2 separate regions of the Homo sapiens genome follow, and region 2 is linked to region 1. The links are chromatin loops, found by intact Hi-C in ENCODE. Cell type or tissue: HepG2. All regions are shown on one strand. Each heading gives the region's core, and the rest is flanking DNA. Links, peaks and the distances in the headings are about the cores only. Region 1 overlaps KANSL3 (KAT8 regulatory NSL complex subunit 3). Region 2 overlaps CNNM4 (cyclin and CBS domain divalent metal cation transport mediator 4).

Evidence for each region. A loop is a pair of places that touch in the nucleus more often than their neighbours do. Peaks named below come from ENCODE experiments on the same cell type or tissue, not always from the same donor. Only the 100,000 strongest peaks of a DNase experiment are listed, where the experiment ranks them.
Region 2: a loop joins it to region 1, with 16 times the contacts of the local background. A loop is called at or near these places in 15 of 110 quality-filtered maps.

Annotation. Positions count from the first base shown.
Region 1 is chr2:96,599,283-96,611,215 of GRCh38, forward strand. It overlaps KANSL3 (KAT8 regulatory NSL complex subunit 3), which reads right to left. Exons shown (of 21, transcript NM_001115016.3): 10 at 11,782-11,856; 11 at 11,444-11,601; 12 at 10,217-10,280; 13 at 9,582-9,782; 14 at 9,226-9,382; 15 at 6,038-6,229; 16 at 5,497-5,581; 17 at 4,968-5,098; 18 at 3,471-3,580; 19 at 2,834-3,056; 20 at 2,361-2,494. Among named protein-coding and RNA genes, the nearest start is that of KANSL3, 33 kb to the right of the region's middle. RefSeq lists an enhancer at 8,708-9,907. In HepG2, for the core only: CTCF peaks have their summits at 3,454 (motif pointing right) and 5,007 (motif pointing right); DNase peaks (open chromatin) are centred at 2,699, 5,039 and 9,389.
Region 2 is chr2:96,800,440-96,812,372 of GRCh38, forward strand. It overlaps CNNM4 (cyclin and CBS domain divalent metal cation transport mediator 4), which reads left to right. Exons shown (of 7, transcript NM_020184.4): 6 at 8,122-8,303; 7 at 8,881-11,435. The coding sequence ends at 9,078. It overlaps CNNM3-DT (CNNM3 divergent transcript), which reads right to left. Exons shown (of 2, transcript NR_149141.1): 2 at 11,800-11,933. Among named protein-coding and RNA genes, the nearest start is that of CNNM3-DT, 7.3 kb to the right of the region's middle. RefSeq lists enhancers at 272-601, 842-921, 1,964-2,013. In HepG2, for the core only: no CTCF peak of the experiment used is centred there; DNase peaks (open chromatin) are centred at 6,232, 9,872 and 10,482; H3K4me3 peaks cover 359 bases.

The DNA of each region.
Region 1 (11,933 bases), core at 1,513-9,512:
AACACAAAGAGAGAGTTTCAATATGGGATGACAGAAAAGTTCTGGAGATGGATGGTGGTGATGGCTGTACCACAATGTGAATGTGCTCAATGCTACTGAACTGTAAGCTTGAAACATGGCTAAAATGGTACATTGTATGTTATATATGTTTTACCACAATTCAAATTTTAAAAACAAAAAGGATTACTTTTATATTCTTGTGATAGGGCTAGCTTTCTTAAGGCATAAAACTTTGGAGCTATAAAGGAAAATATTTGAAGATTTTACTATATGAAACATTTAAATGGCTGTATGATCTAGAAATAAAAGTTAAAAGACTGACTGACATTCAATGAATGCTTCAATAGAAAGAAAAAAAAATATGAGCCACTGACAGGAATAACATATATGTAATTTGTGTAACAGATAAAGATTTAACATCTGAATATACAAAGCCACTATAATTCAAAGAGTATGACAAACATTTCATAAAAGACATAAAACTTCTTAAGTAATCAGGAAAATGCACATTAAAACAATTTCATTTTTCACCCAGATTAATAAAGTTAAAATTTTGATTTCCACAAAATATGAAACATATTTTCATCACCGTGGCTAGAATTGTAAAGTAGCAAAAACTTTTTGAAGGGCAGTTAGTGAGCAGCTGCCCAGATATTAGAGGTACACATCCTCTACTTATTCTCTGGCCTGGAGAAATGCTCCCAGAGGTACACAAGAATAAACAAGTGTTCACCAGAGCATTATTTAAAATATCAAAAACCAAAATAGAACCCAGCTATCTACCTAACAGAAGGTGGTGAAATACATCTTCATACATCTACTCAGTGAAATACTAGCCAGCCTCTGAAAAGACACAGACAGGGAAACGTGTCACGACATGATTTATAAAAAAAGGCAAGTTACAAAACAGTCCATACTCTGTAATCCCATATTTGTACAAAATAAATAAAATAACATACTTTGTGTAGAAAAAAAAATTTGAATGGATCCATATCAGGCTATTAACAGTGAACATCATCTCTAGGAGTAGCATCATGGGAAACTTTCCCTTTCTAAATTAATTATTTCTATAATGTTTGAATTATTTAAAATAAGCATAATCATTTTTATAATTGAAAAAATAAGAAATAAGATAAAATTAAAACATTTCCATCCCTCTGCAAAAAAAGGTAGCTATGATCCCAACGAATGTCAGGTGTTGACCTCTGTGCAGTATTTTCCCTAAAGAGGAAGAGACAGAAGAGCTTTTAGAATGGCTCAGGAACTATCACTGCACCTCCAGTTCACAAGCAGGTTGACATGGTGGAAAGGACAGGGAGACACAGGAAGGCCTTGGCTGTATAGCGGATACTGAAGGAAAGCACACTCAGTACTAGACTCAAACTGTTTTTTGGCTTAACTTCTAATCTTTGAGTGGCTCCTCAGATTACCATTTTAAGATTAGAAATATTTGACTTGAAAAGGTCACAGGGGAAATTAGATCAGCTAAGAGAAACTAATCATGACTTCCTGGGTGAGACCTATAAAAACCTAGCTGTGCCCTAAAAAGACAGCAATAAATGCTAAGATATGGGAAGGCACAGTGCTAGAAAGCCAATGTCAAAGAAAGAGTATTATACTTGGGGGCCGAGGCGGGAGGACCACTTAAACCTTGGAGTTCAAGGCCAGCTTGGGCAACATAGTGAGATATCTCTGTCTCCATGTCCTTAAAAACAAAGAAAGGGCCAGGAGCGGTGGCTCACACCTGTAATCCCAGCACTTTCAGAGGCCGAGACAAGTAGATCACTTGAGGTCAGGAGTACGAGGCCAGCCTGGTCAACACAGTGAAACCCTGTTGTAGCCGGGCATGGTGGCGGGCGCCTGTAATCCCAGTTACTTGGGAGGCTGAGGCAGGAGAATTGCTTGAACCGGGGAGGTGGAGGTTGCAGGGAGCCGAGATCACACCCCTGCACTCCAGCTTGGGCGATAGAGCAAGACTCCATCTCAAAAAATAAAAATAAAAACAAAGAAAGAGCATTAGCCAAGTAGCCTCTACTCATAACCTCTGAAGGATGAAACCAAGGATGAGAAAAAAATGAAACGAAAGGAAAAGTAAACAAAAACATTAAATACTAGACACTGCTACCCACTTGAACATATGTACTCTTCACAATATCAAGGGAGGGATGTAGAAGAGGAAGCTCAAAGATGTCCATGATTCGCTCAATATTATAAAGCCACAAACTCCAGAATACAGATTTGAATTTGAATCTGAATCTCGTCTGTCCAGTGCATGGGCAGCCCCTTCAATCAGCCAGTCAGCTGGTCTTAAACTTCCCAATAATGAAGCCCATGTCCTCAGTCCTTCCTGGCAGACTCACCTGTGAGCTGGAGGGCAGCACCTGGGAAGAGGACTCCTCGGATGGGGCTGCTCCTGAGCCCATAGGGCTCAGTGTAGTGATCCTGCTCGGCTGGCCACGAAGTGTCAGAGTAATGGTGGTGGGGACCTTCAAGCCTGAGATAAAGAGAGAGAAGCAGAATTTTTGAGTCACACTCTCCACCTTCTACTGAGGCTTTCCTTTCCTGGAGAGCTTCTCCCCCACATAACACAGTCCCTTGGCCTCCTCCCCAGCTGGGTCATCTATGCCCTATCAGTCAATCTGAAAGGCAACAGGAAACAGCCTGTGTTCTCTCAACCTCTCTGGGGGATGGGTCCACACAGCTGAATCCAAAGGTCAATGCCAGGACCCTGTGGGACTGGTTTCAACATCATACCTTGCCCACATGAGATGGGAAGGTCCTGGGGGAAAGATCCCAGATCTGGGAGTCCCCACAGTTCTCATGAGAGACTCACCTGATGCTTGGTTAGAGATCTGAGCCAGGCCAGGGAGGCTGCTTGCCAACTTAGCGAGGCCCCCATTGGTCAGCAGCTGGTGGATGGCTGTGGGCTTCCCACCAGGAGTGGCACCCAAGGAGGAGAGAGTGGTGGCCACAGGAATGGTACGGACAATGGTGCTGGTGCCCGTGGTGATGGCACCCAGGCTCTGCATGGGGGTGGGCAACTTCACACTGGTGGCCTGTGGGACACACAAGCCCAGGTGATCAGAAGCTGTCGCCCAACAGCAACATTCGAGCTTGGAGGGCCCACAGCATATTATTAAAGGCTAACATGTATTGAGTGCCTACTACATGCAAGGTACTCTTCCAGGCATTTTGCATATATTATTTCATTCTTATAACAACTCTATGAGGGAGGTACTATTATTACCTCATTTTATAGACAAAGAAACAAAAACAGAGTGGTCAAGAAACTTGCCCAAGGTCACACAGTAAATGATAGACCTTAACTTTTGTAAGTTCCCTGCTATGTAGCTAGAAGGCTGTTTGTCCTTGATCCACTGACTCCAGACCTAGTTTCCCTGCCAAAACCAACTAAGCTGAGGAGGCCTCCTCCCTACACCTGCCCAGCCCAGCAGATGGCAGATGTGCACCTGTGGGGCTGGTCCTGGGGAGGGATTTGCTGGAAGGCCAGAGGTCTTGCTGCTGATATCCTGCAAGCTGAAGCTGAGGCCTTGGAGGAGGCTGCTGGCTGATGTGGCCCCTAAGAGAGGACATAGCAGGAATCAGTAGAGACTCAATCACTTGCACTATCCCGAGAGCAGCCACATCCATCCACCCTCACCACCAACTAAAACACCAGTGGTGCTTGCCCTTGGACACCCGTCCTCAGAGAGAAGGCAGGAAGCTCTCCCCAACTAGGCACACACGCAATGGATGCCACACAGGAAAGGTACTGTGCCAGACACTGCCCCGGACTTGCTCTGCACCTGCTGCAAACCATCAGTCATACATTTTAGACCATTTTGAGAAATCCAAGTTTGTTCCTTTCTTTCCAGGGAAGAACTTTTTAAGCCAAAAGAATTATAAATATCCAACTTTCACTTCGCCTCACACAATCAAAGCAGTAAGGAAGTAGCCTCAAAGCAATAAGAAAGGTTCTCTTAAAGGAAAAGGGTTTATTTTATTTTATTTTTTTTTGAGACGGAGTTTCGCTCTCGTTGCCCAGGCTGGAGCGCAATGGCACAATCTCAGCTCACTGCAACCTCCACCTCCTGGGTTCAAGCGATTCTCCTGCCTCAGCCTACCAAGCAGCTGGGATTACAGGTGCCCACCACCACACCCGGCTAATTTTTTGTATTTTTAGTAGAAACGGGGTTTCACCATATTGGCCAGGCTGGTCTCAAACTCCTGACCTCAGGTGATCCACCCACCTCGGCCTCCCAAAGTGTTGGGATTACAGGTGTGAGTCACCATGCCTGGCCAGGAGAGGGTTTCTGCAATGCCTTGGCCCTGCTGGGCTCAGGCAACAGGCCTTTCAAAGTAGGGTTAGTGGGTAGGACAAAGAGAGAGACAAGCACAGACAGAAAAATGTCTCATTTTGCTAATGCCCAGTGTAGCACCATTTCCAGTTTTATTCAGGCAGATGTGCTTAAAACAGCAAAGTAAAACCACAGTCAGCTCTCAATTATCTGTGAGCTTCACAGCAGATTTGCAGATTCAAACAACCACGGATAGAAACCTGTGGATATAGAATTCCAACGGTATGACATAATTTCATATAAGGGACTTGAGCATCCATGGATTTTGGTAGTGGTGAGGGTCCTAGAACCAATCTCCTGTGGATAAGAAAGGCTGACTATACATATATGTCCTATCGGCTATTTCTCCTTACAGTAGAGGATACAGCACCTGTAGACTGGAACATTTACTCACTTGCAGACCAGGACATTTACTCACTGCATTTATTCAAGGCCAAGGAATCCCTCTGCCCAAGCTAATTCCAGCTTCACGTCAAGCCTCTATGATCACTCTAAGACCCAGAGGCCCATCCTATGGATTTAGCTCCAGGGATGCTTTCCCAGGACCACCCAGAAGCAGCAGACCAAAAATTCTGTGTTGGAAGGGGAGAATGCTGGGCCACAAGATACCTGGGAGGGAGCTGCCAGGAGATGTGGCCACCAGGCGGCTCTGCAGTGTGTGCAAGGCACTGGGTGCAGTGCTGCTGGAGACCACTGAAGGGACTGGGCTGGCTGAGACTCCACCTTCAGAAGAACTGGACCTGGAGACAAAGGAAGGAGCTCTGTTATCCAAAGGTCACAGGACAGCAAGCCCTAGCAACACTGGCAGGGTACAGAGTGGGGCCCAGCAAGGCTTTCAGCAGCAGACATACACCAAAAACCTTCAGCTTCTTTGTCCCACTTTCTGTACCTGGCCTCTAGTCTTCTAAAAGTCCTTACTTACAGGACTTATAGCAAAAGCCAGGGGACGATTTGGAGTCTTAAGTAAAAGTGAACTCTGGGTTGACTCAAAAGCAAGACAAAGATCCCAATCAGAAGTAAGTCACATTTCCAAAACTGACAAGAATCCAGAATCCATCATTTTCCAAAGCACTAAATAAACCAGAAACAGAGGGAAGGGAAAAAAGGAATAGACACAGATGGTCCAATAAACACTCACTTGGCTGTGGTGAGAAGTCCTGTGAGCTCCTTGGCCCCTGCTGAAGCCTGCCCCAGTGTCATGGTGATGGGCTTCCCACCTGCAGCTTCAAAACAGAAAACCCCAAGGCCCCTGGTCAGTCCTATTTGGCCTCTATGTTTCCAGGTTCCACAGCTTAGGCTAAATGCAAGATATTACGGACGAAAACTGGAAAATGAAAAAAGATGAACTATGCTAGAGTAGGGAGAGTTGGGGTTATTTTTTCCTTCTATTTTCTAAACTTCCTGAAATATTCTGTACCTTTAATTGAAGCCAACAAAAAAAGAACAAAATATAGGATGCTTTGAACGATGGCACAGCTTCCTCTCATATTCTGCCTGCCTGGTCCTCATTCAGATGGACTCATGCCAACTTTACCCACATGTACAGACTCATGTCTTCTTTGCTCCGGGCATCTCTCAAAATAAAGCAAAGGCTGACATGCTGGTGAATGGCCACCAAAGGGCAATGCTGTGTACCTGAGAGAGCTCAGTTCTCATTTAACGTACCAAGAGAAACTCACCTTCTGGAGCACTTCCTTGGGAAGGAGCACAAGGCCCTCCAGCTGTGTCCCCTTGGGAGATAAGGGACACCTTGATCTTCGGTCGTTTGGAGGTCTTACTGCCAGGAAGGGGACTCGAGGGATGGTGTCGCTTCAGCTGAACCCTAAGATCCTCTTTCTCTCCTTCCTCTGGTGGTTCTGATGAAATGGGAACTAAGACATGGAGCTGAGTTGAGATCCTCCACAATCCAAAAAATCCCAACAGACACTCAGTCAATACCAGCACCAACACAGCCATGTGTAGAATGTAGAACACACAGGATAACCACTCTACGTACAGGGCCACCCCTCAAAGGAGACTGCCCATGCTTCAGGACCACTTCACTCAGGCCCTGTCCGTGGGGGACCCCACTTTGCCCTTCTTAGAGGATGGCACCCTTCTCATCCCTCATCCTGCACTGGAATCGGAAGAGAAGGGGCCCTGAGTTGGTAGGAATTAAAAGACAGAAGACATCCTGACCCTGCCTAGCCAAGGCCAATGGCAACAACAACAAAAATAGAGGATTCAACAGAATGAGTAAACAGTCCTTCTCAGACTCAAAAAATGTGATCATCTTCCTGTCTGAAGCCCTCCCCACATCATCACACAGTTGGAGACATCAAACATTCTATGAGAACTCATGGAGGAGCAGGTCATCCAGTCCTCTCTAAAAAGTAGAGTTTTCCAAAGGCTCTCAAGAGTCCCACCCTGCCCTAAGAGCCCACAGTTGAGGATCCACTTGCCAAATGGAGGCAATGAAGAGGAGTGTCACCAGGACTAAAAGCTGGCTATGAGTAGCTACTAGGAGAGAGAGTACCTCAACCAGGCAACCTCACGGCTCCCACCCAAAAGTAACAGGGCAACACTGGCCCATGTCACAACCTAGTCCCCAGGTCATGTGTACTAGTACAGACAAAGGCCATCTGTTCACACATGGGCTTCCACTTCCACTGAATCAAACAGGCTCATCATGTATACAGCCAAGCTTTTTGGACTCTTAGGTTATCTTTCAAGCTTCCTCAAAGATTCCCTCCTCTTTAAACCCAGAAGTCCACCCTAGTCCTCTTGTAGCACAGGGAAGCAAAGACTGGTGTGGGGAGGAAGGTAGCAGTCACATGAGGAGGGAGGAGGGGTCCTGGCATGAGGCAACAGTCAGGACATAACCAGCTAGAAGGATTGCTTAGGGGACAAATGCACTGGCTAAAATCAGAGTAGGAAGGAGGGTGTAGGGGAAAGGAGTTTCAGGTTCTATGCTGATATGTGGCTGGTAGGCTTGTAGCCACCAGATAAACACAGGACAGGAGGCAGGGAGAAAAACACACAAGGAAACTGAGACTCAGGCAATGCCACAGACATACAAAAAAGCAGCAGAGCCAAGACCGTAGTGAAAGAAAGAACCACACTAAGAGACAAAAAAGAAAACACCATGAGAAGCAAACAAAAGAATGGAAAAAGGGCAAAGACTACAGAGTAAGCAAAAGGGGTCAGCAAAACAAAAGAATACAAAGAAAGAGAGAGAAAAGAACAGGAGGAAACCAAACTGAGGCAGATGAGAGGCAGAGATGGAAAATAAATAAGGGGTTGAGGAGCAGAATGTAGTGGACGAGCAGGCAAGAAAGAGTAATACTCACCAAAGAGACAGGAGGAGGTGCCAGGAGGAAGAGCTTTCCTCACCAGCATATTTTGTTTCAGAAAAGCAGCAAACTGTGCTGGAATGAATCAGAAAGAATTACAGAATCACAGCCAGCCAGAGAAGGGAGAAAAAGAGAGGGAATAAGAAAAAAGGTTGTAGAAAATGGCCAATAGGGGCTCCTTCTGAAATTACTGCATGGCAACCTGACTCTGCCACGGAGTCAGTCTGTAGAAGCATCTAAAACTGAATAGTACTATCTGCCTCATGGGGCCATGCCAAAACTCAACAAACTACAGCAATGCGAGTGCCATGAAGAAGGCATGGCACACAGCAAGGACTCCATATATGTTCGCTATTAGTATTCCCCGTTTGCCCATCAGCTCTGCTAAGCCAGGGTTCTAAAGCTGCTACTCTCCCCCATGACACCCTAGATCCCCATTTCAAACCCAGCTCGCCAATCAGCCTTCCAAACTCCTTAGATTCTCAACTAATCACCCTCTGCAGAAGCACAGCAGACCACCAGCTCTGTCTTCTTCAGAAGTGTAAAGACACACTGTCCACACGGGACTTGGCTCTGGCCACCACTCATGAAGATCCATGGCAGAGCATCCGCGCAGACCCTTGGGGCCTGGCCTCATTTCTCAACTCCTCCCATCCACTCACACTTCTACTCCTTGTTAGTACTACTCTTATAAGCAAACTCACAAGAGGTCTGGGTTTCGGTTCTGATCATTTGGCTCCACTAAAAGAAACACAGGGAAAGTAAACAGATGAGCCTCCTATCCCCTCCACGTCTGTCTGCCAGACAGCCAGCTCTGGCTGCTGCCTCTTCCCAGGCACCCCTATTCCTGAAAAGCTCAGGTGACATGCTCCTGGACACATCGTTAAACACCAATGCCCAAGAGGCCTTACCTCAAGGCCACCCAACTGGATCAATGTGGGGGAAGGGGGACAGAACCACTGTTTCTTCTTTCCCTACCCAATGAACTCTCCCTTTTCTATAGCTCCTTTCATAGCACTCGCAGCTCACCAAACTCTTACTTTCGACTATAGGAATACTTCCCAGCTTCATCTGAAACCTGTATGCAGAGAACCCTGATAAACTTCACTGAAAGTCTCAGTGTGAGAATCTTAACGCTTCAAGGGTCAAACAAAGAAAGGGCATGATGCCAGGTGAGTTACCCTAGAATCTGATTAATAAAATCAATCACCCAATACATATGATTGGAGAGCCCCGACTGGAGGAGTGGCTGGCAAGGTAGAAAAAAGTTTAGGCCAATATACATGTTCATAAAGCCTAGCCTCCCCAGAACAGCAAGACAAAGCTATAACTAGTGATCACAAAGCCCCACTAACTCAGAGGCCTTGGCATTCATTTCAATAATTAATTTTGAATTTTGCCTGCACAGAAATGTGAGAAAGGGCGCCTCTCACATCCCCCTGAAAAAAGCCATAGATATCAATACTGTGCAACTGCCATGTGACATGAACTACAGAAGACAGACCCAAGAGGAGCCACTGGCCAAGTGCCTATACCTTGAGCTTGTTTGTGGGTCAGCACAGCTTCTGTCCGCTGCACATGTCTCTTCAGCAGCTGAGAACTTCCAATCTGACTGGACTTCTGGGCAGAGGTCACTGTGGTCACTTTGGTCTTGGGACTGGAGGTGGGGCTGCTGGACACACTGGAGAGATCCTGAGTAAGGTGAGAAGGTCAAGAGATGAGACAATGTTACTAGGATCTGACCATGAGTCAGCATGTCCCTCTGGAATTCCCCTTGTAGGAACTCACAGGCCCATGGCACTAATAAGACAGAGGCATCCCCAGGAAATTAAGGAACCAACTCTGTGGTGCTGATTCCCCAGCAAAAGCGCTCCCTCCCTGCTCACACTACCTCTGAGCCTGAGGGTGAGGCGGGCAGCTTGGCAGCTGGGGAGGCAGGTCGACTGCCCCGCTCAGGGACTTCAAAGGCCAAGTCTCTGCGGGCCACATCGCGGGGCTTCTTCTTCTTCTCAGCATCCTGATCCCGAGGTTCAGAGCCCATGTGACCCTCAGCACGAGTGAGCACTCCAGTCAGAAAGTCCACAATCTCATCCTAGTGTAGAGAGGAGCCAACCAAGGCCTTTTAGTCCTCATCTGGAGAATGGGAACCTCTCATATACTTTCCAACTAAAACAGATTCTCCCTCAGCTCTGGCATCCGCATGTGCCAGTCCTTCCCCACTCAAACAAGGTCTGGCGCAAATCCCAGGCTTCTGAGCAACTGTGGTTCAAGAAGACCAGCAAGTGCCTCTGTCAGGGGGAGCTCTGGGGTGGTCACATTCCACCACTTTTCCAACACTCTCCCCCGTGATGCTTTGCTTACATTAATTCACCACTCTCATTTTTCTTTTCTTTGCTTATGACTGAGACCTACCAGAGGCCCCAGTGGAGGCCTTAGAGCCAAAGAGACCACTACCAATAAGACCAAACCTAAAAGGCTACAGAAAGGCAAGCCTAGCTGAGAAAAGCACACAAAACAACTGTTTACCTGAATACATCTGTCCACCATGCTCTGAGTCAACCCTTCTGATTTCTTCTTTGCTTTGCTTATTCTAAGAAACAAAAAGGATGACATGTTTACTTCTTACACATTGCACGGCATCCTATGAAAATAAGAACGTATTTCTTTTCTGGGTTGTTTATTTTCTAGCCCCAGAAGGAGGGCCATGTTAGCCTTAGGCAGGTAATGCAACCTCTCCGAACCTGTTTCCGTGTCTGCAAAATGGGGAATCATAACATCCCATTCATGGAGTTGTGGGGATTAAACAAAATAACATATGTAAAGAAACCAAGCACAGTGCCCAGGACAGTCCGCTCCAGAATTCCTATACCTATAGCTTAATAGATCAACTCTATCCAGAACTCAGGAGGCGGAGGTTGCAGTGAGCTGAGATTGCACCACTGCAGTCCAGCATAGGCGACAGAGCCAGGCGCCACCTCAAAAAAAAAAAAAAAAAAAAAAAAAAAAAAGCTCAAGGTCGTGAAAGACAAAGATGGAGGAACTCTATCAAATTAAAGGAGACTGAGGAGACATGGCAACTAAATCCAAGTGTGATCCTGGGCTGGATGCTGGACCAGAAAAATGACATTAGGGAAACAACTGATGAAACATGAGTCTGTAAATTACAGTATCATGTAGATGTTAATTTCTTGATTTTGAGAATTACACTTTGGCTATGTAAGATGTTTAACATTTAGAAAATCAGGTGAAGGGTATATAGGAATTGTTTTGTACTAGTGTTATAACTTTTTATAAATCTGAAATTTCAAATATTAAAAAAGGTTTTTTTAATGCTGTCTTTTTTTAATTTTTTTTTTTTTTTGAGACAGAGTCTTGCTCTGTCACCCAGGCTGGAGTGCAGTGGCGGGATCTCGGCTCACTGCAAGCTCCGCCTTCTGGGTTCACACCATTCTCCTGCCTCAGCCTCCCGAGTAGCTGGGACTACAGGCGCCCGACACCAGGCCTGGCTAATTTTTTGTATTTTTAGTAGAGACGGGGTTTCACCGTGTTAGCCAGGATGGTCTCAATCTCCTGACCTCGTGATCCGCCTGCCTCAGCCTCCCAAAGTCCTGGGATTACAGGCGTGAGCCACCGCGCCCGGCTAATGCTGTCTTTTAACTGAACCAGACTGGTCTGTAGTTACATTGCCAGCTTCCAGGCTTATCTCTAACACTGTAACACAGCTCTCTTGCAGCTCTGGGAGAATCCACCCACCTGAGATTGTCATCAGCTCCCCCAACCACCACCAAGCTGTTCTCAGCTCGAATCTTCTCCCGGAAGTCCTCCATGGCTTCAGGGTGACATTGAAGGGAATTCTGACCAATGACAAAGAGGACTGGAGTCTTCATATCCAAGAGGGGATCATCTACATCCTAAAACAGGTATAGGTTTTAGAATCGGCTTCTTCATATTCACAAAGCACTGACCCAGAAACTCCACTAAGGAGGATCAGCCATGCAACTGCAGTCAGCCTCAGCATCAGCTTGGACAAGGCATGCACACTCGCGCTCCCACTGCCAATGACCCAGCACTCAGCTTTACCACATTCTTACCCCTCTGGGGCCATCCACAGTAAGCAGAGGAAACCCAAGGCAGACAACTGCAGTGACATACTCCATTACTGACACCTGTAAATAACAGAACAGTTTGTCTAAACGTCAACTGAGTTCATGGCACCTCAGCCTACCCAGAATCCAGGAGTGGT
Region 2 (11,933 bases), core at 2,588-10,587, 200 kb after region 1:
GTGCTGTGCCTCTCACTGTCCTTTGACAAAAAGGACCCCGAGGGGGAACGGGGGTAGGGCACCCATGAATACTGACACCCAGCTTGGCTTATCCACCATGTCCTCGGCCCCTCCACCAGATGAGTGGGGCATGGCAGGCTCCCTGGGCAGGGGACAGACAGGGCCCCAGAGCGGGGCTCTGAGCAGGTTAACCCTATCAGATGCCTCAGGCCTGGGGATGACTTCCTGTGCCTCCAAGAGCAGCTGTTCTCTGTTCAGTTTGAGGAAATCTCATTCAGAAGGGCGGGCAGGCACGGGAGGCTTCCCCCAGGCACTGTTTGTGCAGTGAAGCCTCAGAGGCCCGGTTAGGGCCCAGGCTCTGTCCGTTGACCCATAGTCTCTCTGTTCCCACTTGGTGTGGCCAGAAGAGAGGGGAGATGACTGGGCACACTCAGCCAGCTTCTGCCTGTCTCCGCACAGGGCTCACCGCTGTGCCCTGAGCACCCTTCCCAGCAGAGCCATGTCCCTTTCTCCACTGGGCCCATCTCTGCCCAAAGCAGCCTGGCCCCGTCAGGTCTGCCTCTGTCCTGTGCCTGTGGTTCCGTGTCCTGTCTCCTGACTGCGCCCATCACTGACCTTCTCTTTTGCTCCAGTGCCTTCAGTCCAGGTCGGGTGTCCGCCTGGCAAGCGGAACTCCCTGCTCTGCTGGCTCACAGGTAACGTGGCACAGCTGAGGGTCACGCTGCCACCTGCTGCCTGTGCCTGCACACTGCAGCTGCATTAACCTCCCCACATGGACCCGGACCCCCGCCTGCTCAATGTGGGCCGCCAGACCTCAGTGGCTCTGCTTGGCTGGGGCCCAATTTCTAGGCAGCTTTGCTGCCTCAGCTCTAGAAGGGGCCCCCAAAGATCTCTTGGTGCTTGAGATCACACACTCATAGACACATACACACAGAGACACACAGAGAGATACACATACAGATACACATAGCCATAGATACACGCAGAGACACACACAGTGAGAGACCACATGCAGAGAGACCGCACACACAGAGAGAGACCACACACACACAGAGACCACACACAGAGAGAGACCACACACAGAGATAGCACACACACAGAGAGACCACACACACACAGAGACCACACACAGAGATAGCACACACACAGAGAGACCACACACACAGAGACCACACACAGAGACCACACGCAGAGAGACCACACACATGCAGAGAGACCACACACACACACACACAGAGACCACACGCAGAGAGACCACACACACGCAGAGAGACCACACACATGCAGAGACCACACACACCCAGAGACCACACACCCAGACACACACACAGACAGAGATACTACAGACACCCATAGACAGAGATATCACACACAGAAACACACATGCAGATACACCCATAGACACACAGATGCCACAGAGGCATACACAGAGAAACACCCGTAGACACACCAGGATACACATACACACATAGATACACCACTCATAGACACACAAACACACACCCATAGGCACACACCCATAGGCACACACACAAAGAGACACACACAGACACACACCCATGGACACACACACACACAGAAGCACCCACCCATAGGCACACACACAGACACACACAGATACACATCCATAGACACACAGACACACAGGTATATATACACAGATACACCCATAGACACACAAACACAGAGACACACAGATACCACACACAGACACACACAGATACACCCATAGACACACACACACACAGATACCACACACTGAAACACACATCCATAGACACATACACACAGAAACACAACCACAGACACACACACATGCACACCCAGAGGATAGGCTGGGAGTGGAGGGTTGCTCCTGGCCCAGCCAAGTGAGCACCGGCCAGCCTGCTGCCCTCCACGGCCAAGAGGAGACGCACCCCAGCGGGTAAGCACTTCCTGCTCCAGGCCACCCACACACCGTGTCAGGGTGACTTGTCATCTCATCAGCTTTCTCTAAAAGACTTTCCGATTTTCTTCACAAGCTTTGCTTCCCGTTCAGCTGCTGGCCCAGTAGGCAACTGCGAGGCCATGAGGGGCATGGCCCCGGGTCAGACTGCCTAGTCAAGAGCCACCTCCACAGTTGCTGGCTAAATGATAGTCTTTGTTTCTGCTTTCCCCTCTGTGAAATGGGAACAATGCGTGTACCCCCTTCATAAGAGTTATCAGGAGAGTACGTGAGAGAATTCATGTAAAATGTTGAGTTAGAGCTCAATTATTATTATTTCTGTTTTTTCCTGATTACAATGAAAATGTGGTGTTCCAACCAGAAAGTCTTTCAGGAAAGGCCAGTGCCATATGCTGCTTCTGGCCTTGGATGTGTCATGCTCCTGATGCCTGTCCGGGGAGTCGGTGGGAATAGGGTCAGACTCATTCAGCTTGAGGCTTGCTGGGATTCCCGTGTGCAACCAGGCCGCAGAGGGCACAGGACGGTGCTGGTCTCATCAGGTGTGGCCTGTGCCCATCAGGAGCAGCACCAGCATCTTTCAGCTCCTCACACCCCAACTGCCCTAAAAACCCGTCACCTCAGCCCGGGGATATCCATTTTACATTTGTACAGCTGGGCCTTCTTCCATCTGAACTGTTCCAAGGTATACTCTGCTATTTTGACCCTCTGTTTAATAAATAAATAAGTAGATGAAAAGGTGACTTAGAAGCAGTTACTCCCTGTCCCTTTCAAACCTCCCCAGTGTGACCTCAGCCTCCCTCCCCTCCTCTGGGCTTGCTCTGGTTTCATGGATGGCCGGGAGGTGATGCACCTGTGGTTTGAATCCTGAGAGCAGGTGTGCCCTCATTGATTAATTCTCCACTTTACGCTTTATGCATATTCATGGGGGTCTTTATTATAAACAATACCATGATATAAACTTTTTTATGCAAAAAAGCAAAAAACTTTCCCTGTGTTTAAGGTTATGTCCTTAGGATATCCTTTCAACAATGAAATTACCAGGTCAAAACCTTGCAGTTGGCCGTGCGCGGTGGCTCATGCCTGTAATCCCAACACTTTGGGAGGCCGAGGTGCGTGGATTGCCTGAGGTCGGGAGTTCGAGACCAGCCTTGGCCAACATGGTGAAACCCCATCTCTACTAAAAATACAAAAATTAGCCGGGCGTGGTGGCAGGTGCCTGTAATCCCAGCTACTTGGGAGGCTGAGGCAAGAGAATCGCTTGAACCCAGGAGGCGGAGGTTGCAGTGAGCTGAGATCGTGCCATTGCGCTCTAGCCTGGGCAACAAGAGCGAAACTCTGTCTAAAAAAAAAAAAACCTTGCAGTTTTTGTTTTATTTATTTTTTGCTTTACTCATAAAAGTAAGGTAGCTTATTGGGAAAATAGAAAAAAGTCTTGAAAAAATTAAAAAGTATCATAATTTCATCTCTCAGAGACAAAATGGATTTTGGTGAATTTTTTCTAGGACCTCTGTTTTTTTGTTTGTTTGTTTTAAGAGACACGTTCTTTCTCTGTCACCTAGGCTGGAGAGCAGTGGTGCAATCATAGCTCACTGCAGCCTCAACCTCATGGGCTCAAGTGACCCTCCCACCTCAGCCTCCCAAGTAGCTGGGACTACAGGCAGGTGCCACCATGCTGGGCAATTTTTTTTTTAACTTTTTGTAGAGATGGGGGTCTCACTATGTTGTCCAGGCTGGTCTCAAACTCCTAGACTTCCCCCACCTCAGCCTCTCAAAGCACTGGGATTACAGGCATGAACCACTGCACCTGGCCGGACCTCTAATCTTAATAGGTCACGTCACTAATTTTTTTTTTTTTTTTTTTTTGAGATGGAGTCTTGCTGCGACGCCCAGGCTGGAGTGCAGTGGTGCGATCTTGGCTCCCTGCAACCTCCACTTCCCGGGTTCAAGTGATTCTCCTGCCTCAGCTTCCCGAGTAGCTGGGACTACAGGCGTGCGCCAGGAACCCCCAGCTAAGTTTTGTATTTTTTTTTTTTTGAGATGGAGTCTTGACCCTGTCGCCCAGGCTGGAGTGCAATGGCGCGATTTCAGCTCACTGCAACCTCCACCTCCCAGGTTCAAGTGACTTTCCTGCCTCAGCCTCCTGAGTAGCTGGGATTACAGGCATGCACCACCACCCTTGGCTAATTTTTTGTATCTTTAGTAGAGACGGAGTTTCACCATGTTGGCCAGGCTGGTCTTGAACTCCTGACCTCGTGATCCACCCGCCTCGGCCTCCCAACGTGCTGGGATTACAGGCGTGAGCCACCGTGCCTGGCCAAATTTTGTATTTTTAGTAGAAACAGGGTTTTGCCATATTGGCCAGGCTGGTCTTGAACTCCTGATGTTAGGTGATCCGCCCGCCTCAGCCTCCCAAAGTGCTGGGATTACGGGTGTGAGCCACCGCACTCTGCCCATGTCACTAATTTGTGTTGGTTTTAAATTCAGTCTCTTGGCCAGGCTTGGTGGCTCATTCCTGTAATCCTAGCACTTTGGGAGGCTGAGGCAGGAGGATCGCTTGAGCCCAGGAGTTTCAAACCAGCCGAGGTAACATAGCAAGACCCTTTAAAAAATAATAATAATAAAATAAATTCAGTTGAAAAAGAAAATAAATTGTTTATTTTAAAAATAAAATTCAGTTCCTGTTTCTAGAGTGTTAGCATTAATTAAAAGCATTCCATCATTCAGATAGCTATGTGAAGTATTAAGTAATACCCCTAGTATTTCTGCTTTTCCTAGAACTTAATCAGAGATGTTACTCATTAGATACTTGCACTTGATCCTCTAATGATCCTCTAAAATATTTCCTGTTCTTGCATGGGAATACCACAACCTCATCATAGAATGGCCAGTTTCCTGAGAAACTATAAACTATAAACTGTAAACTAGGAAACTGTAGTTTCCTAGTTTTATAAATAAAAATCAAAGCTTTACTTAAGCACAAAGATAGAGTATTACTCAGTTTAGTCTCTGTTGTTATACCCTGGCTTCTTTTCAGTTTTTTTTTTTTTTTTTTTTTATTATTTTTTTTTAAATTTATTTTTTTATTGATAATTCTTGGGTGTTTCTCACAGAGGGGTATTTGGCAGGGTCATGGGACAATAGTGGAGGGAAGGTCAGCAGATAAACAAGTGAACAAAGGTCTCTGGTTTTCCTAGGCAGAGGACCCTGCGGCCTTCCGCAGTGTTTGTGTCCCTGATTACTTGAGATTAGGGATTGGTGATGACTCTTAACGAGCATGCTGCCTTCAAGCATCTGTTTAACAAAGCACATCTTGCACCGCCCTTAATCCATTTAACCCTGAGTGGACACAGCACATGTTTCAGAGAGCACAGGGTTGGGGGTAAGGTCACAGATCAACAGGATCCCAAGGCAGAGGAATTTTTCTTAGTGTAGAACAAAATGAAAAGTCTCCCATGTCTACTTCTTTCCACACAGACACGGCAACCATCCGATTTCTCAATCTTTTCCCCACCTTTCCCGCCTTTCTATTCCACAAAGCCACCATTGTCATCCTGGCCCGTTCTCAATGAGCTGTTGGGTACACCTCCCAGACGGGGTGGTGGCCGGGCAGAGGGGCTCCTCACTTCCCAGTAGGGGCGGCCGGGCAGAGGCGCCCCTCACCTCCCGGACGGGGCGGCTGGCCGGGCAGGGGGGCTGACCCCCCCCAACCTCCCTCCCGGAGGGGGCGGCTGGCCGGGCGGGGGGCTGACCCCCCCACCGCCCTCCCGGACGGGGCGGCTGGCCGGGCGGGGGGCTGACACCTTCTTTTCAGTTTTATGAAAATAATTAGATGTTTTAGGAACATGAAATTACTAGCTTTCCAGCTAAAATGTTCTCAAATCTACAAAATACAGAGCTACATAAACATGAAACCACTTTTGATAACGTCAGTCATAAAGACTTGAACTCAGACTTCTCTCTCTTTTTTTTTTATTTAATTAGATCTTGGGTTCAGAGTTGAATTAATGATTATCCTCAGTTCACGACCCACTAAGACCTTACCAGGTCCCTCTTTTGTCTCATTTAATTTTTATTTTCCCCTTTGTTCTTCATCTCTACTCTTCTTCCTTCCCTAGCTATCCAACACACACACACACACACACACACACACACGCGCGCGCGCGCGCGCGCCCTTAGTTAAAAATTGTATTGGTCATTGAGTCACTAGATTCAGTATGTTTGTTCTCTTCACTTGGCAATTTGTTAGAATGGCTAACTTAGTAACTTAATAGTTAAATAAGCAAATCAGCTTAGTCCGCTTCCTGTTTGTTTAAAACCATCCTGCATGTCTTCACAATTAACTTCTTTGTGCGTTTCATGGTTTCCTGTGTTCTCAAAAACAAGTTAATGATATACAGTAACGTATATCATTTGAAAAAGCAGTTTCTTTTTCAAAATAAGAAGCCCATTCTTCCTTATTCAAGATTGTTACAACTCTTATTCGAGATTCGAGATTGTTACAACTCTGCCTCATGAGAGGGGAGAAGCGCCTGTCACCCTGACCCGCCCCGGCCAGGCTGGCTGGGTTGCAGGTGGAAGTGGGTAGGACTGTGTTTCACGCTGAGTAGGTTGTGTGCAAAACACACTTTTGACTCCATAAAAGCATTTTCTTTTTTGGGTGTTCGGCGGGTGGACAGAGTGTAGTGGTACAATCTCGGCTCGTTACAACCTCCGCCTCCCAGGCTCAGGTGACCCTCCCACCTCAGCCACCCAAGGAGCTGGGGCCACAGGTAAAAGCCACCACGCCTGGCTAATTTTTGTATTTTTTGTAGAGATGCGGTTTTGCTGTGTTGCCCAGGCTGGTCTTGAACTCCGGCTCAAGCAATCTGCCCGCATCGGCCTCCTAAGGTGCTTACAGGTGTGAGCCACCTCGCCCAGCCCCTGATAAGAGCATTTAAGAGGTGACAGGGCTGGCAGGGCCATAGTGGCTCACACCTGTCTGTAATCCCAGCACTTTGCGAGGTTGAGGCAGGCGGATCACCAGCAGTCATAAGATCGAGACCATCCTGGCTAACACAGTGAAACCCCGTCTCTACTAAAAATACAAAAAAAAAATTAGCTAGGCATGGTGGAATGCGCCTGGGTGACAGAGTAAGACTCCATCTCAAAAAAACAAAAACAAAAACAAAACAAAACCAAAAAAACAAGAAAAAGAAAAAAAATTATCCAGGCGTGGTGTTGGGCACCTGTAATCCCAGCTACTCAGGAGGCTGAGGCAGCAGAATTGCTTAAACCTGGGAGGCGGAGGTTGCAGTGAGCCAAAATCATGCCACTGCACTCCAGCCTGGGTGACAGAGTAAGACTCTGTCTCCAAAGAAAAGGTGTGACGGGGCATCTTATGTGTGGGGTGTGTATTCACAGAGAGAGAGTGCAAACTATACATTCTTCCTTTTAATGCATATTTTTTATTTAAAAGTATGCAGTTTATGTCACTTGATACAAGCTGGTATTGAGACAAGGATGGCAGTTTGCTTGTTTGTTTTGAGACAGAGTCTTGCTCTGTCACCCAAGCTGGAGTGCAGTGGTGCCAGCTTGGCTCACTGCAATATCCACCTCCCAGGTTCAAGCGATTCTCCTGCCTCAGCCTCCCAAGTAGCCGGGATTACAGGTGTTTGCCACCATGCCTGGCTAATTTCTGTATTTTTAGTAGAGATGGGGTTTCACCATGTTGGCCAGCCTAGTCTCCAACTCTGACCTCAGGTCATCCTCCTGCCTCGGCCTCCCAAAGTGCTGGGATTACAAATGTGAACCACTGTGCCCAGCCTAAGAATGGCAGTTTGCCTGTCCTGCTAGGATGATCATTGTGTTGCCCTTGACTGATTGGTTGTTGTGGGAAACGAGAGATTTTGTAGCCATAAACTTTCTAAGTCTGTGGTTTTTATTTTCTGTTTGGTTGATTTGTTTTGGTAGACTTTTTAATACTTGTTGCACAATAGTTCTAAACAAACTAATTCATTTGCTTTAACGAAGTCAGACCTTATGCAGTCAGACCTTCTACATGCTTCTGTTTGTCCCTAAGAATGACTTCCTGTTCCTGGGTGGGGTGTCCCTGGGCTTCCATGGGATGAGGTGAGACATGAGGGTGAGAGTGGGCATCGGAGTGGCCTTTGGCATGACAACCTCTGCTCTCCCTGCAGACCGTTCCCCAGCACACCCCACCCCACTCAGCCGCTCAGCCTCCCTCAGTTACCCAGACCGCACAGACGTCTCAACTGCAGCAACCTTGGCAGGCAGCAGCAACCAGTTTGGCAGCTCTGTCCTGGGCCAGTACATCTCTGACTTCAGCGTCCGGGCACTCGTGGACTTGCAGTACATCAAGGTGAGTGCCTCACTGCCCTGTCTGGGCAGTGCTATCTTCTGCTCAGGAATCAGCTACTACTTTCATCCACCAAACCCAGCATGGTGGGCCCAAACCCGAGATGCCTTTTTCTTCTGGAGATGGGGTCTTGCTCTGTCGCCCAGGCTGGAATGCAGTGGTGTGATCATAGCCCACTTCAGCCTTGAACTCTTGGGTTCAAGGATTCCTCCCACCTCAGCCTCCTGAGTAGCTGGGACTACAGGTGTGCATGTGGCTTCGGGTTTTTTTTTTTTTTCCCCTTATAGAGATGGGGTCTCACTGTGTTGCCCAAGTTGGCTTGAGACTCCTGGGCTCAAGCGATTTGCCCGCCTCAGCCTCCTGAAGTGCTGGGATTACAGGTGTGAGCCACTGTGCCCAGCCCTGAGATGCTTTCTTCTCTTGTTCGTGCACCTTGTTCTTTGTAAGGGCTTCCAGAGACGCTGACTGGTCATGTTCTCTCTCAACTCACAGCCTCAATCCTGGCCCTGTTTCTCCAGGCCTGGTGATAGGGTCTGCCTCCCAGCCCCTCCCTCCATGAACTCATCCCTTCCTCATGCAGATCACTCGGCAGCAGTACCAGAACGGGCTGCTGGCTTCTCGCATGGAGAACAGCCCTCAGTTTCCCATAGACGGGTGCACCACCCACATGGAGAACTTGGCCGAGAAGTCTGAGCTGCCTGTGGTGGACGAGACCACAACTCTTCTCAACGAGCGTAACTCCTTGCTGCACAAAGCCTCCCACGAGAATGCCATCTGACAGGAGGGCCCGGGGCCCCCTGCCCACCCTGCGGGGGCCTCCCCAGTGGGCCCACATGAAGAGAGGGAACCTGTTAGTCCAGAAAGGATACGGATAGATAGCCTGTCTGACTGAACAGCCAGATGGCCCCCAGCCTATGGGGGATCTGGCCTCTGCCAGGGACCTCTGAGTAGCTCTGAGGTGGCACTGTCCAGCCCTGGATAGGGGGGGCAGTGGGCCAGCTACCGTAAGCAAAGGCTGTTTTTTACTGAGAGAATTTCTAAAGTAGGCTCATCACTTTTTTTTAAATATCATTTTGGGAAGGGAAGACAGGGTTAAGGAACTTTATTTAAAAAAAAAATATTTTTTTCCTAAAAACTATAAAAGAGGAAGGGTTTCTTGTCCCGGGAAGCAACGGACATAATCTGTTCCCAGCCATGGCCTTCCAGCTTGTGTCCCTGATTCAGGGAGCTCTCCCTTCCTCCTCCTCCTCCTCCTCCGGAGGTGGGATCCCAGAGCCTGCCAGTGGAGGCTTATCTGTTGGGAGGAAGACAGCTCTTCACAGAAGCAAAGAACAAAATGGCATGGAGATCAGCTGCCTGAGCACCTGCGCTGTAGCTTATCTGACAACGCTGAGGCCACGAGCTCCTGGGTAGCTGTGATCAGGGACATGATAATCTGAGCTATGCAGAGGAGCACATCTGTTGTCAACTGCTGTACCCAGAAATCTAGAACTCTGCCGACAGCCTCTCCTGGTGAGTCGGGACTCAGCTGAGGACACATCCCCACCCTGCCTCCCATCTGGCCCTTTGGACAACTGGCCCTTTGTGACAGGGCTGACTCAAGTGTTAGGCAGGGTCTCAGGCCTTTGATTGCTCACCCCTGCTCCCCAGGCCCTGCCCTCACTTTTACCAAAGGTTCTCCCTCGGCGGGAGGGCATCTGTGTTGGAGGTGATTTGTCTGGGTTCTTCCTTTTGGTTCCAGAAGGAACTGTCAGTCATCAGCATCTGCGTTGTTAGCAGTCAGTACCACCCCCGCCCCACAATGACAGTCAAGGCTGACTTGTTGACTGAAGCCTTTTTCCCAGACCCCTTATTTCGAATCCCCAAGCTTCAGTCCCTCTTGGGGGTGGAGACAAGAGGACATGTGGGAAGCCACGGAAGCAGGTTCTTTATGTCCTCTCCTCTGTGGCTGGCAAGGCTCACCTGGCCTTATCCACCCACTTATGGAACCTCAGGAGAGGAGGGCTCCTCCTAAAGGCATGCAGCTTGCAGCCCCTCTTTCTCACACGTGTGATCCTAGCGTGAGAGGTCATCCTGCCCTTGCTGAAGTTAGTAGTACTGTACTAAGAGCTCTGCCCTCATGTGAATTCCTGCCCTGGCGCCTCTTCCCTGGGGCTGAATCAGGCCCTGCTGCAAAACTCCAGGCTTCCCAGGGTTGGGGAGGCTGTGGGACCAAGGTCCATGTTGGTCCTTCCACTGGGTGCAGCAGGAGCTGGGTCCCGAGAGCCTGGCAGGTGAAACTCTGCAGGCCTTCCGCCTGATTATTATTTATTCACTCCTTTCCTCACCCCAAGTGCCCTGCTCTCCAGGTGCCTAGAGTATCCTAACTCTTAGGACCAGGGATTGTCTTGCACCAAGTATGCCTACCCCTGGCCAGTCTGAGGTCTCCTAGCCATAGAACTGACTCCTGGAAGCCTGGAGAGAAGGTGGTGACACCCATGGGTTCTCAACTGTAAGGAAAAAAGACACCAGACTTTTGTTCCCTAGTGGGGGAAAGCCCTTAGTCTTGTACAGGAGCAGCTTGCTCCCAAGTCCTTTTGGAAGCTGGCAGAGCTATATTCCTGACAGCCCTGACTGCCAGGTAGAGCAAAAGACATTGGTGGGGGTATGTGAAGCAAAAGGGGCAGGTGCACACACCTCCACAGTGACCTCTGTGCACACGGTTACCACCAACTGGCTGGCCCTCCTCCTCTTCCCTGGCCCATTGATCATCCCTTCTCACAGAGGGTCATCATTATTTCCAAATATTGTTTGTCTGATGACTTCCTCTTCCCAGTGCAATTTTTCCCTTCCTATTTCAACCTCTGGTTCCTGGGATGAGCCATACCCTGGAACTGGCCCACCCACTGTGTCTTCCACGTAAGGGAGACCTTTGCAAAGGGCATCCAAATGGGTAGGCAGGTGACAGCCGCCGTATTTATTTTGCATAATATTTTAATTTGTATATTTTTGTGATTTATTTTGGCGTTATGAGTTTGACTCTCGGGGAGTTTTGTTGTTATGACTCTTGTGTCTTTTGTCACAAAACAATGATATTTGCTAAACGATATATGGAATTTATTTTTGATTGGTAATAAAAAATCAAATATGTATAAATCCTGGTGAATCTACAACTTGCCTGTTTGTTCTGTCAGTATTCAGTATGTTGTTGAGATAAAAGTGGCTGTGGCTGGCTGTCTCTTGTGATGGGACAAGGGCAATAAAGGATTCTAGGACCATTCAGCAGTGAAATGCAATCAGAAATGGAATTTCTAAATATAGTCAAGGCTGTCGTCACAGGAGTGAGAGGGACGTGGCTGCTGGCAGACATACAGGACAGATGTGCTCAGCTGCCATAAGCATGAGTCCTGTGAAACAGATCCCATAGGGCCCTTGGCTTGTGAGTACTGGAAGGGCAGTGGGCTTCAGCAAATTGCCCCTCCTCCCTACCCATGGGACTGAAAGAAGCTTGATCCAAAAGTATGAGTAATATTGTTTTATAACATGCAGCTGCCTTTTCGTCCACACCTACAGGCTAGTGGTTTCAAAGTTGGAGTGTTCATCCCTTGAAGAACCTGAGTTACGTCACTATACCCACTCTCAAAGTTGCAGCTC